Regions from separate parts of the Homo sapiens genome. Here regions 1 and 2 are each linked to region 3. A link is an interaction called in ENCODE POLR2A ChIA-PET data of the cell type or tissue named here. Cell type or tissue: K562. All regions are shown on one strand. Region 1 has its middle 33 kb from the start of THRB. Region 2 overlaps RPL15 (ribosomal protein L15). Region 3 overlaps THRB (thyroid hormone receptor beta).

Region 1 (4,000 bases), 270 kb before region 3:
AGTTGAGAAGCCTGACAGACACCACCTTAATCAAGTGGTCAATGTGAACATCATCAGTAATAGGTCAAATTGAACTTGTGTGCCACCTGATGTCTACAACAAGAAGGACACAACATCACCTCTGGGATATTCTTGCCAAAGATGTGTAATCTTAACCATATGAGTTCAGAAAACAAGTTAGGAAAAAATTGAACAATTCTATGAAATTACTACTTCTAATCTTCAAAAGCATCAAGGTTGTGGAAATCAAGTAAAGACTGAAGAACTGAAAGGGATACTAAGATGGGCCCTTTTCTTTATATAAAGGAGATTATTGAGACAACTGACAAAATTTGACTGAGGTTTGAAGACTGGGTAGCAGTAATAAATCAATGTTAATTTCCCGATTTCAATGGTGATATTGTGAGTATGTAGGGGAGTGTCCTGGTTTGTAAGACATGTGCACCAGAAAACACAGTGGGACTAAACACTCCAATCAAAAGGCAGAGATTGTCAGACCAGGCAAAAAAGCAAGATCCAGCTACATCCTATTTACCAGAAGCACACTTTAAACACATGTAACTACATTTATATATCTATATTTATGTAAAAATTATAAATATATATTTGAAGAATTCTTCAAATACCGTGTTCATTGTTCGTCTTCTCCTAGCAGAATGTAACTCCTAAAAAGACGAGAATGTTTTAATGTTCTTCTATCTTTCTGAAGCTCCTCAGAACCTAGAACAGATATTGACACATAGTAAATGCTTGTGTGTGTGTGTGTGTGTGTGTGTGTGTGTGTGTGTGTAGAGAGAGAGAGAGACAGACAGACAGACAGACAGACAGAGACAAAGAGAGAGAGGGAGACAGATTAACTCTTCCTCTTAAACTGTAAGCTCGTGAAGGATGTGTTTCCTGCACCGTTGTTTCTCAGTGGCTTGGCAAATAGAAGCCCTCAATAAATGCTGGGGGATGGATAAAAGCATTAAGTTACTTGGCTTGCCATTATAAATGAGGCTAAATTCACATGAAATTTCTTGCTGTTATTTTAAAAGAAATTAAAACAAATAAAAAACTAAATCAAACTTAAGCCATAATTTATTAAAAAATTGTTTAGCTGCTTAACCATTTTAACATACATTTACTAAGTCATCTATTATCTGCTCCCTCCTCTATTTTAAAAAACTATAAATGGAAACATTTTACCAGGGTTTTTATTTCCACTGGAGTAGATATCCCAGGTATTGATTACCAGATGATCACGATAATGGCCATGAAACTTCATTACCACTAAAAACGCTGGGCCTAGCAAAATCTCGCTTACAGGGGTTTTCGGTTTCTTATAAGATATACTGATATCATGAATTAAAATATCTTCTTAAGTATACCCTGCCCTGATTTCATTCTTGCCCATATTTCCATGCATGAAAAAAAGAATTCACTTTCCTATTGTAAGCCATACAGATTAAATCTATTTCACTTTTTCCATAGAAATTGAGTTATTTTTATAAACTAAAATGGGAAGAAATCTGAATTTAAAAAAAAAGTTTGACTAGCTCTTTTGTGACTACAAGACTAATATTTGGTTCAAAAATACCCAATCAATGCTCATAATTATCATCCTTTCTTTCTTAAAACATTAACATTACATTGTAGAGATGAACTTTTTTTAACTTTTTAAATTAGCTTATTACACACATATGGAAAAATATACAAATCTTAAGCTTACAGCTCAGTGAATTATCACAAATGAACACACCAGTATAACCAGGACCTAGGTTAAGAAATCGAACATTATCATCACCCTAAAAGCCCACTTATTTACTTCCCCCAACCACTCTGCCTGTCTTCCTCCCTAGAGATATTCCTTCTCCTGACCTCTAACATGCTAGATAAATAAATTTTTGCCTGCCTTTTAATTGTATGTCATATACAGTGTGTACATGTTTTGTATCTTGCTGCTTTCACTGAATGTTATGTTTTTATAGAGATTAACTTTTCATCTTAAATTTAAATCATTATTGGATTTTGTGTGATAAAATATAATCAAACATTACCCTTGAATTCATTCTCCTTATAAACAATGTAAATTCTAGCAAAATATAATTTTACCAAATGTTATAAAGTCACTAAAATAGCTAGATGTTGAGAGCAACAGTTGCTAAACCAGATTTTTATTGAACGTAATAAAAGCATTCAAACTAGTACTCAGCTAAGTGATCTGCAATACATTGAGAGAATTTATTTCCCTTTGAAAACCATTCTATCCAAAAATTACTGTAGAGATAGCAAATGATATTTCTTTTCAAGGCTCTGTATATTTCATTGCTCTTTGGTGTTAGATTTGAATTGGGTTATTTGTAGAGAGAACTATGCATCTGTGTAACACTCAAGTAACATATACACTCTATTGGTTCTTCCCTGTGATTAGGCTGTCACTGATACTATAGAGTTTTACAGATTACAGGTTTTGCCTAAAGCTACAGTCAGCTCTCTTACCCAGTAATTGGATAGACAGATTTGGCTCAGCTCAGCAAGTCTGTACTTCTGTATGCAAAAGAGCCCTGAATTGAAATACAGCAGCCTTGCCAGGTCAGGATAAACAGAACTCCGTGAGGAAGTTTAGAAAATCGCCTTCAAAGAACACTTTTCATCCTATTTCTATGCCTTTGTTAACTAACTTTCATAGCTTATGGATATACATATACATATACATATATATATGTATATGTATAATTAAGCATTAAAAATGATCATCCAAATTTTGACTTTGTTTAAAAGAATTTCTAAATTTTAAAATGTTGGCTTAATTAAAAGTGAATGTTTTCTGACTTTCTGTGTTCAGGTACATACAAACCTTGAAGCTTTTCAGACTCTAATTTTTGTTTGTTTATTTTCAGGACATAACATTGCTATAAAAATAAACAAATTACATGAGCACCATGAGCTGCTATTTACTTTCAAAAACTCCAAAATCCAAAGTTAGTTTGCTTATAACACACTATCTCCATAATAAAACTTAAATCTGGAGCATTTTAAGTAATAAATTTATGTATAGTGTGGGTGAGCTTATGATACCACGAAACCTTTACTTTTTCACTTCATAAATGTGCTGCTGTATTGGCCCACATATAAAACTCTTTCAGGCCACCTTAATTTTCAAAGGAGAGGAAAATTGCAAGTTGCAAAAATAAACTCTGTCACATAAAACTTTCCATTTCTAGCCCCCAGAGCAATTGAAGGAGTGAAAATGTGCCCTGATACCCCTTCCTTCCTTTTGCTTTAGGTGGTTCCAGCTAGAGTTACTGATACTGAAATTTAAATACAATTGCTACCTTAGCATGCCGGCCAGTCTGTTAGAAGTTGCGTTCTGTTACTCTGCTGGCCCCAAAAAGGGGCTAGTGTCTCTCACAGTCAAGCATTGTTAAATACAGAAAGCTTTTGAAAATGGAGATTTTTAAAACAGATTTAAGGTGATTTAATCACCTCCCTCCTCCAATTCTTTCAGCCTCTCTCCTCTCAGCATCTCCAAAGGGAGGTTTGGCAAAGGAGGAAGAAATAACAGTTCTTTGGTTCTTTGCAAAAGAGGGAAAGATACTTGTGAGGTATTGTCTCTGCTTCCCTGTCCAGGCCAATTCTCTAGCTTAGAAAAGAATTCTGACCCCTCAGACAAAGAGCATTTTAAGTATGAGTTCTGACTCTCCATTTGCTGTTCAGCTTTGTGCAAGTTTTTTTTAACCTTGCCAAACTTCTGTTTTACCATCTGTAAAATGGGAGTGATATTTCTTACTTTATAGGGTTGCTGTGAGGATTAAGTGGGGAAAAAATGTATGTGAAGTCTTTAGCACATAATAAGCACTAATAAATATTTGCTATTGTGACTACAGCATTTGGGACACCAAGATGATGTGGCTCAGGCTGCTGGCTGTGCACTGAGGCTCCGTTCCCTTCTCTTCCTTGTCATACAGTTAGGTTGTATACCCCAGGCTTTCTCACGGGGAGGTAAGGCCACAAGGCT
Region 2 (4,000 bases), 340 kb after region 3:
GTGGCCCACATCTGTAATCCCAGCACTTTGGGAAGCAGAGACAGGAAGATTGCTTGAGCCCAGGACTTTGAGACCAGCCTGAACAACATGGTGAAACCCTGTCTCTACAAAAAATACAAAAATTAGCCTGGCATGGTGGTGTGCACCTGTGGTTCCAGCTACTCGACAGGCTGAGGTGGGAGGATTGCTTGAGCCAGGAGGTTGAGGCTACAGTAAGTTGTGAACGCGCCACTACACTCCAGCCTGGGCAACAGTGAGACCCTGTCTCAAAATAAAAAAATATTGTTAAACTGATCACCTTGCCTCCAGGGAGAGGAACTAGGAGGCAGAAGGGTTTGTACTGTAGAGCCTATACTTATCTTTTGAATTTTTAACGTTAATGTATTATCTATCAAAAACTTTAAGTTGGCCACGTGCAGTGGCTGACACCTGTAATCCCGGCACTTTGGGAGGCCAAGGCGGGAGGATCACCTGAGGTCAGGAGCTCGAGACCATCCTGGCCAACATGGTGAAACCGTCTCTACTAAAAATACAAAAATTAGCTGGGTGTGGTGGTGCGTGCCTGTAGTCCCAGCTACTCGGGAGGCTGAGGCAGGAGAATCGCTTGAACCCGGGTTGCAGTGAGCTGAGATCGTGCCACTGCACTCCAGCCTTGCGACACAGTGAGACTCCATCTCAAAAAAAACCAAAACAAAACAAATAAACTTTAAGTGTATAGGATTTGAATTCAGACTGTCACTGTATGACTTTGAGCAAGTTGCTTCATCTTTGTGTTTCCTCATTGGCAAAAAAGGATTAATACTAGTAACTGCACCTTTTGGGATTGTAAGAAACCAATTGTTATTTTTGAGACAAGTTCTGGCTCTATCACCCAAGATGGGAGTGCAGTGGTGTGATTTCGGAGACTACAGGCGTGCAACACCATGCCCAGCTGATTTGTTATTTTTTGTGAGATGGGCTCTCACCACGTTGCTCAGGCTGCTCTCTAACTCATGAGCTCAAGCCCACCTTGGTTACCGAAAGTGTTGGGATTGCAGGCGTGAGCCACCGCACCCAGCCAATTGTTGTTATTACTAAAGTAAATTTGGGCCCGGTGTGGTGGCTCATTCCTATAATTCCAGCACTTTGGGAGGCCAAGGCAGGATTGCTTGAGGCCAGTAGTTTGAGACCAACCTGGGCAACATAGTGAGATCCTGTCTGTACAAAAAATAAAAATTGGGCTGGGGGTGGTGGCTCACGCCTGTAATCCCAGCACTTTGGGAGGCCAAGGCAGGTGGATCACTTGAGGTCAGGAGTTCGAGACCAGCCTGGCCAACATAGTGAAACCCAGTCTCTACTAAAAATACAAAACTTAGCTGGGCATGGCAGTGTGCGCCTGTAGTCCTGGCTATTTGGGAGGCCGAGGCAGAAGAATTGCTCAAACCCGGGAGACAGAGGTTGCAGTGAGCCGTGATTGCCCCACTGCACTCCCACCTGAGTGAGAGTGAGACTCCATCTGGAAAAAAAAAAAAAAAAAAAAAAACTCAATAATCAATGTTGCTGTGTGAATTACATGCCAATATAGAAATAGTAAAGCAAATGGGAACAGCTTGTGGGGCGGTCAGGGTATAGCTAATAAAGTGACCCTTAATATTGGAGTAAAGCTTTCCCATCATAAAGGCATTAGGAAGTGTTTGGTGTATTTGAAGAACAAACAGCAAGGAGCCTGGGGTGTGGACTGCAGTAGGACATGAGGTCACACATAAAGTGGGAAGATCATGAAAGCTATCATGAGGACTTTTGATTTTTTTGCACGGGAGTGCCATGATCAATTTAATAGGATCCCTTGGACTACTGTGTGGAGATAAAACTGTTGGGTAGCAAGGACAGGAACAAGGTTTTCTTGTAGAGACAATGCTGACCTTTGGCCCGAACCCTTTCTCTCCTTCCCAAATTAGTCATGTTTAAGGATTTTTTTTGTTTTTAGGTCTCACTATGCTGCCCAGGCTGGCCTCAACAAATCCTCCAGCTTGTCTCCCAAAGTGCCAGGATTACAGGCCTGAGCCACCACACCCAGCTGAACAGTTTTAGATAAAAACCTAATTCATGCAATGATCAAAGAACTGAGAGAATAAGTACATTTTATGCTATCTCAAATTATATTATTTCTATAATCACATTTTGATGCCTTTTTGCTGGTTAGGGCATTTGGTTTGCTTTAAAGTACATTAGCACTGTAAGATGACAAAAAATAACAGAAGGTCCATTTGTTTTAGTTTAATAGACATTTATTCCTTCAGTTGAACAACCTCTACACAATTAAAATGTATGACTTAAGATCTTTTCTTTTTTTGTGAAGAAATTTAGGTCTCAAGAACTTTTATGAACTTGCTATGAGTACTTCCTGGAAATCAATTAACTGAGTCTTTTGAAACCCCTAGAGAAGATAGGAGAAAATTGGTTCAGAACGAGCATTTAAATTAAGTCAGCAAAGTCAGAATTTAAAATTGGGCAATTCCTTGTCTACATTTTCTTTACACTCAAATTGACCCTGGACAACAGTAGTCTAGTCTCCTGGAAGACATGGTGCAAACAGAAATGCAATGTGGTGGTATACTCATAGTCAAAGTGGGTGCACAAGTGATGGTCCAACTTTGTGGAATGGTAAGGATTTTTAGGGTTGTTTGGCCAGAACAAGAGAAATAACTGCAGAAAACACATATGGTTGGAAACCATGCGCTTGTGACTTTTTCTGTAGCCTATGGGAGTGGACAGAGTGGGTAACCCAAGATGTTTTTAAGACTGACTGGACTAAGAATGACGTACTTATAGCCAACTACTTTCCCCCTAATGTGACTGAAGGGATTCATAATGATCACAATTAGCATTACGGTTAAGTATTTTAGGGTTGACGTCTAAGCTCACACTTGAAAGGTATTTATCTAATGGCCACTGGCTCACCAGCTTCCCACCCTAGCATTCATTGCTAGCTTACCAATCTTAAGGCTAATAATTTTATCGCACATTCAACTTCAAAACACACCAGTGTTTACCATTACCACTAATCACTGAATGCCATGAAGCCATGGCACTGAACCAGGAGCTTTCACCTTTTATGTGAATTTAAAATGGTACTGTGGAGGCTGAGGCAATTTTCTTCAGGCTAACCCAGATTTTCTAAAGCCCAACTTAAAAAGTCTACACCTGCCAAACTAAAAAAAACGCAGCCACTTGAAAATAAACCAGCAGAGCATTGCCATCACTCCGATAAAGCTGCAGGTTTCATCACATGCACCAGACAAATCTACAGGGCTAGTTTCAGTTCTCTCCTTTTAAAGAATTTATTAAGCCTGTTATACCACACAGTATGTTTTATACACTGACATACAACTCCCTAATAAGATAAAGCAAAGACAAAAAAGTTTATCTTATTAGAAACAAGATACACCACCACTTATTGTCTTCAAACATTATTGCACTTTAACTTTCTTAATTTGACAAAGCATTCAAGAAACATCTGCAGACTAGTTTTAACAGACAAATAACACCTGTAAGCAGACATGACTGTCCTAAATTGTTTATTAAGTATGAATTTTACAAACTTTACTTATATTAGCGGTAACGGTGGAGCTGGAGAGTATTGCGCCTTCTCCAAGCTGCCCGGCGAGAGCCACCAATAGTGTGGTGGAACTTGTGGCCCTTTCCAAGGCCACGGCTCTTTCGGCCTGCAGATGTCAGCCCACGCATCTCCCTGTGCTTGTGGACTGGTTTGGTGATCCACTGGGTGTCAGGATTTCTTCTGATAGCTTTATGGAATGGATCAATGAGGATAACCTCAAAAAATTTGTATGTGGAATCTTCACCAACCCAGTAAGAATTCAGGACTCTCAGAGCCCCACAGTGGCGTCCAGCTCGCTCCTAGAATAGGAAAAAAGGCCCAAGGTCAATCTCCCACATTGCCTATAGCAGCAAGTCAGAAAGAATTTTAATTCTCAACTCTAGTTCACCACCAGACAAGAGT
Region 3 (4,000 bases):
GAGTGAGTGAGGAACAACAGCTGAAGACACAATCAGAGGGAGTGGGGAACTTGGTTTTTACCCCAAGTGTGATAGGAAAACCATTGCAGGGTTTGGCACCCAGGGATCAAATGAACTGACATATAATTTGCCCTGTGGAGTCATGGGACATAATTTATGTTTTAAAAAGACTACCTCTGGCTGCTATGTTGAGAATAAAATGTTGGGGGACAAAGATGAAAGCAGAAAGACCAGGTTATTATAAAAATCCAGGTGAGAGATGATAACAGTAATGATGGAGGTAGAAAGAATGTTTTGATTCTGAATTATTTAGAATCATCATTTATAGTGATTAAGGAAGACAGAGGATGGAACAAGTTTGTTTGTTTGACTTTTAAGGGAGGCCTGGGGAAGCTCTGTAATCTAGTTTGGACATATCAAGTTTATTAAAGTAGACAATTAGATATACAAGTCTAGAGTTCAAGGAGAGGTCTGGGGTCTATAGAGACACATATTTGGGAAATGTAACCTTATGAATAATATTTAAAGCCATTGAGACAGAATGAGATCACCAAGGGAGTAAGTACAGATAGAGAACTGAAGAATAAAAGGTATCCCAGGCGTAAGTCTTGTAGCTTGTAAAGGCTGGATGGAAAAGAACCAGAAAAGTCTGAAAAGGATTGTTCAGTGAGAAAAATCAGCAAAGTGTCTCATCCTGGAGGGTAAATGGAGGAAGATTTGAAGAGGTAGTGAGAAGCTAGCTGTATCAAGTGTTGCTGATAGGTCTAATAAAATGAGTTCCAAGAATTGCATAGGATTTGGCAATATGAGCCTCATGGGTTGGCTTAACTCAGACAGTTTTGAAGAGTGGGGAGAGAACTAAGTCTGATTGGAGAAACTTTCAGAGAAAAAGGCAGGAAAGAAATTGGAATCAGGGAGTAAGGACAACTCCTTTGCTCTAAAGGGGAGCAGGGAAATGGAGTGGAAGCTGAAGAGTATAGTGGGATCTAGAGAGTTTTTTTTGGTTTTTTTTTTTTTTTTTTTTTGAGACAGAATCGCGCTCTGTTGTCAGGCTGGAGTGCAGTGGCACGATCTCCGCTCACTGCAACCTCCATCTCCTGGGTTCAAGTGATTCTCCTGCCTCAGCCTCTTGAGTAGCTGGGATTACAGGTGCGTGCCACCACGCCCAGCTAATTTTTGTATTTTTAGTAGACGGGGTTTCACCATGTTGGCCAGAATGGTCTCGATCTCTTGCCCTCGTGATCTGCCCGCCTCGGCCTCCCAAAGTACTGAGATTACAGGCGTGAGCCACTGCGCCTGGCCGAGAGATGTATTTTTGAAGATTCAGGAAATAACATGTTTGCTAGTTGACAGGATGGCCAAGTAAAGAAGGGCCAAGTAATGAGGCAAGAGGTAAAGGAGAGAATTTCTGCAACATGTCTCTAAGTGGGAGGGCTTGGGGTCGCATTCCCAAGAAGAGAGATTGAGCTTAGATAGGACCAGGTGTGGGCCCAGACCAGCAGCATCGGCATCACTTGGGAATTATTAGAAATGCTAATTTTCAGGCCCTTCCCAGGCCTACTGATTCAGAAACTCTGGGGTTGGGGCCAGCAACCTGTTTTAACAAACCGTCTGGGTGATTTTGATGTAAAGTCTGATCTGTGGTAATAGAATACGTAGGTATAGATCCTGGTCCGAGAGTAGATGTGGTCCTAAGAATTGTAGGGAATTATCTTCCAGTTGCTTCTGTGTTCTCAGTTAAATAGGAAGACAGGACATAGCTGAGAGTGAAGACTGGAGGGAAGTTGTTGGAGATCTGGGGAGACAGGAGAAGTTTGATACAGTTGTCTAGGAGAATGGAAGAGTCAGTGACCTGGGGAAGAACTGTGAGTGCCTGAGAGCATTTAGTGCGCACCTGAGTTCATGGCCATGTGTCTACCCAGAGCCCATCAGTATGATTGTGTCTTTTTCTCCAGTGATGAGCAGCTGGAATTGACATGATGATAAAGAGAAAGCCAGAGAAAGAATAAGTGAATAAAATGACTACTGTCTCATAAACAGGAGCTTTACAGGCAAACATTGCTTTCCAGCATGGAAATTGTACCATTTCCTGAAGACCACCTTACCTTTTATTCTTGCAGTCCAAAATCCACCCTGCAACCCCAGCCTACTTGCCTCCTGGTGAGAGTCATGTCTACAGTCTTGGGGCTGCCACACAGCTCATGAGTCCAGAGTGCTGGATACGGCAAGGGCTGCCTGGCTAGTAAGACACAAACTGGTCAGCTAGAGATAAAGTGTGACTCACCGAGTGCCCAGAAAAAAACATTTCTTCATTTTCTCTCCTGACAACTGTATTTTCCTAAATTATTATATAGATAAGAGCTTGTCAGACACAAAAGACCACAATATTATATAATTCCATTTACATGAAATAGGCAAATCTATAGAAACAGAAAGTAGATTAGTGGTTGCTTAGGGTTGAGGTGATAAGGGAGTGACAGCTGAAAGGTATGGGGTTTCTTTTTAAGATGATGAGACTGTTCTAAAATTGACCATGGTGATGACCACACAACTCTGTGAATGTACCATGAACCATTAAACTGTATACTTTCTGTGGGTAAATTGTATGATATGGGAATCATATCTCAATAAAGCTGCTTTTTAAAACTTACATACACACACACACATTTAATTAATCTATTTGTATAGATGAAAACAAGGACTTGTTAATGGAAATAAACCAAATCACTTAAATCTATAACTGAATTTCTTTGTACCTATCTTTAAACAAATAGAACTTCCTTTAAATGCTGAGGGCTTTCCAATATATTAAAAACAAACAAACAAACTTCTAGTCTCTGATATGGGAAATAACTTTTAGGAGTTAAGCTTTTTTCCTTAAAAAAAAAAAAAAAAAAAAAAAGGTAAGCAGAGCTAATTCCCACTTTGTAGTGCTTTGTTGTGAAAAACTTGGACCAAAGTGGCTGTTAATTCTACTTTTCAAAGCTGAATTCTTTCTGACCCTTCAAAACGTATGCTCCCAGGAGTCTTAAGGCGGTGTGTTCCTCTCTCGTCAAAGCAGCATACACATACACTGTTAAGAACATGTTCATTTCTGCTTCTGTCAGCTTTGTGTCTGAGCACTAATAGTGTCCATGGTTTCACTTTTGCATGAACGTTTTTGCTCTAAGCTTAGGGAAGGACACTCTTTTCCATGCCGTAGTTGAAATGTGTAACTTGTCCCTGTTTAGAAAAATGCCGCCACCTACTTGCTTCATGTATCTGGTGATTTAAAGCAACTCCTGAATCATTCAACTTGGCCAGCTTGTCTTTGTGTAGGAACAATCCCAAGCCCATGTAGAGTCTTGCCTTGCAGCACCTGAAAATAAATTCTGTCGAGACTGATGCTCCATCCTCGAATTTTTGATAAATCTTTATGGAAGAGTTATTGGATGCTCATGGAGCAGGCGTGGGTCTGCAGTGGGGGCACGAAGGAAGCATCAGGAGGCCAAGTTAGCTTCTCAGCTAGTGGCTCTGTGACCTTGGGCAAGCCATTTAATTTTCCATTTCCACATCTAAAAATAAGGACTGAATCAAGCGATCTCTGGAGTTCCTTCCAACTCTACACTCTAGAAAAGGCAGTGTACTTCTGAGAGGTTAAGAGCTGGGGCCTCCAGTCAGAGTGACCTGGTTTGAATTCTGGTTTTGCTACTTGCTGGTAACCTCGTTCTAGTTCTTTGGCCTCTGTATGTATCAATGACTTCCTGTTGAAAAAGGAAATAATAATCATACCTGCTGCCCAGGTAGAGCTGTAAGTTACTGATCACAGGACTCATGCTAGAGTAAAAGCTGTTGGTATTCAAAGTAATGATGTGCCCGCACAGATCCACACTGAGCCTGCACTACAGCGTATGCAGTAATGTATACATCTGTACTCAACACAAAAGCAGATGAGATGGCCCCACCTGCATGCTTTTAGTCTAGCTGGGGAACAAAGCTATCATAGGTGAGATGATTACCC

Evidence for each region. ChIA-PET counts read pairs that join two places held together with the same protein. Peaks named below come from ENCODE experiments on the same cell type or tissue, not always from the same donor. Only the 100,000 strongest peaks of a DNase experiment are listed, where the experiment ranks them.
Region 1: POLR2A ChIA-PET joins it to region 3 with 8 read pairs; 4 of 35 experiments call an interaction of 5 or more read pairs at or near these places.
Region 2: POLR2A ChIA-PET joins it to region 3 with 7 read pairs; 2 of 35 experiments call an interaction of 5 or more read pairs at or near these places.

Annotation. Positions count from the first base shown.
Region 1 is chr3:24,525,486-24,529,485 of GRCh38, reverse strand. No RefSeq gene overlaps it. Among named protein-coding and RNA genes, the nearest start is that of THRB, 33 kb to the right of the region's middle. In K562, no CTCF peak of the experiment used is centred here; no DNase peak of the experiment used is centred here.
Region 2 is chr3:23,919,093-23,923,092 of GRCh38, reverse strand. It overlaps RPL15 (ribosomal protein L15), which reads right to left. Exons shown (of 4, transcript NM_002948.5): 4 at 2,104-3,897. The coding sequence ends at 3,592. It also overlaps a transcript of NKIRAS1 not described here. Among named protein-coding and RNA genes, the nearest start is that of RPL15, 4.0 kb to the right of the region's middle. In K562, no CTCF peak of the experiment used is centred here; no DNase peak of the experiment used is centred here; H3K4me3 peaks cover 635 bases.
Region 3 is chr3:24,258,523-24,262,522 of GRCh38, reverse strand. All of the region lies in intron 3 of THRB (thyroid hormone receptor beta), which reads left to right. Among named protein-coding and RNA genes, the nearest start is that of THRB-AS2, 110 kb to the right of the region's middle. In K562, no CTCF peak of the experiment used is centred here; a DNase peak (open chromatin) is centred at 2,232.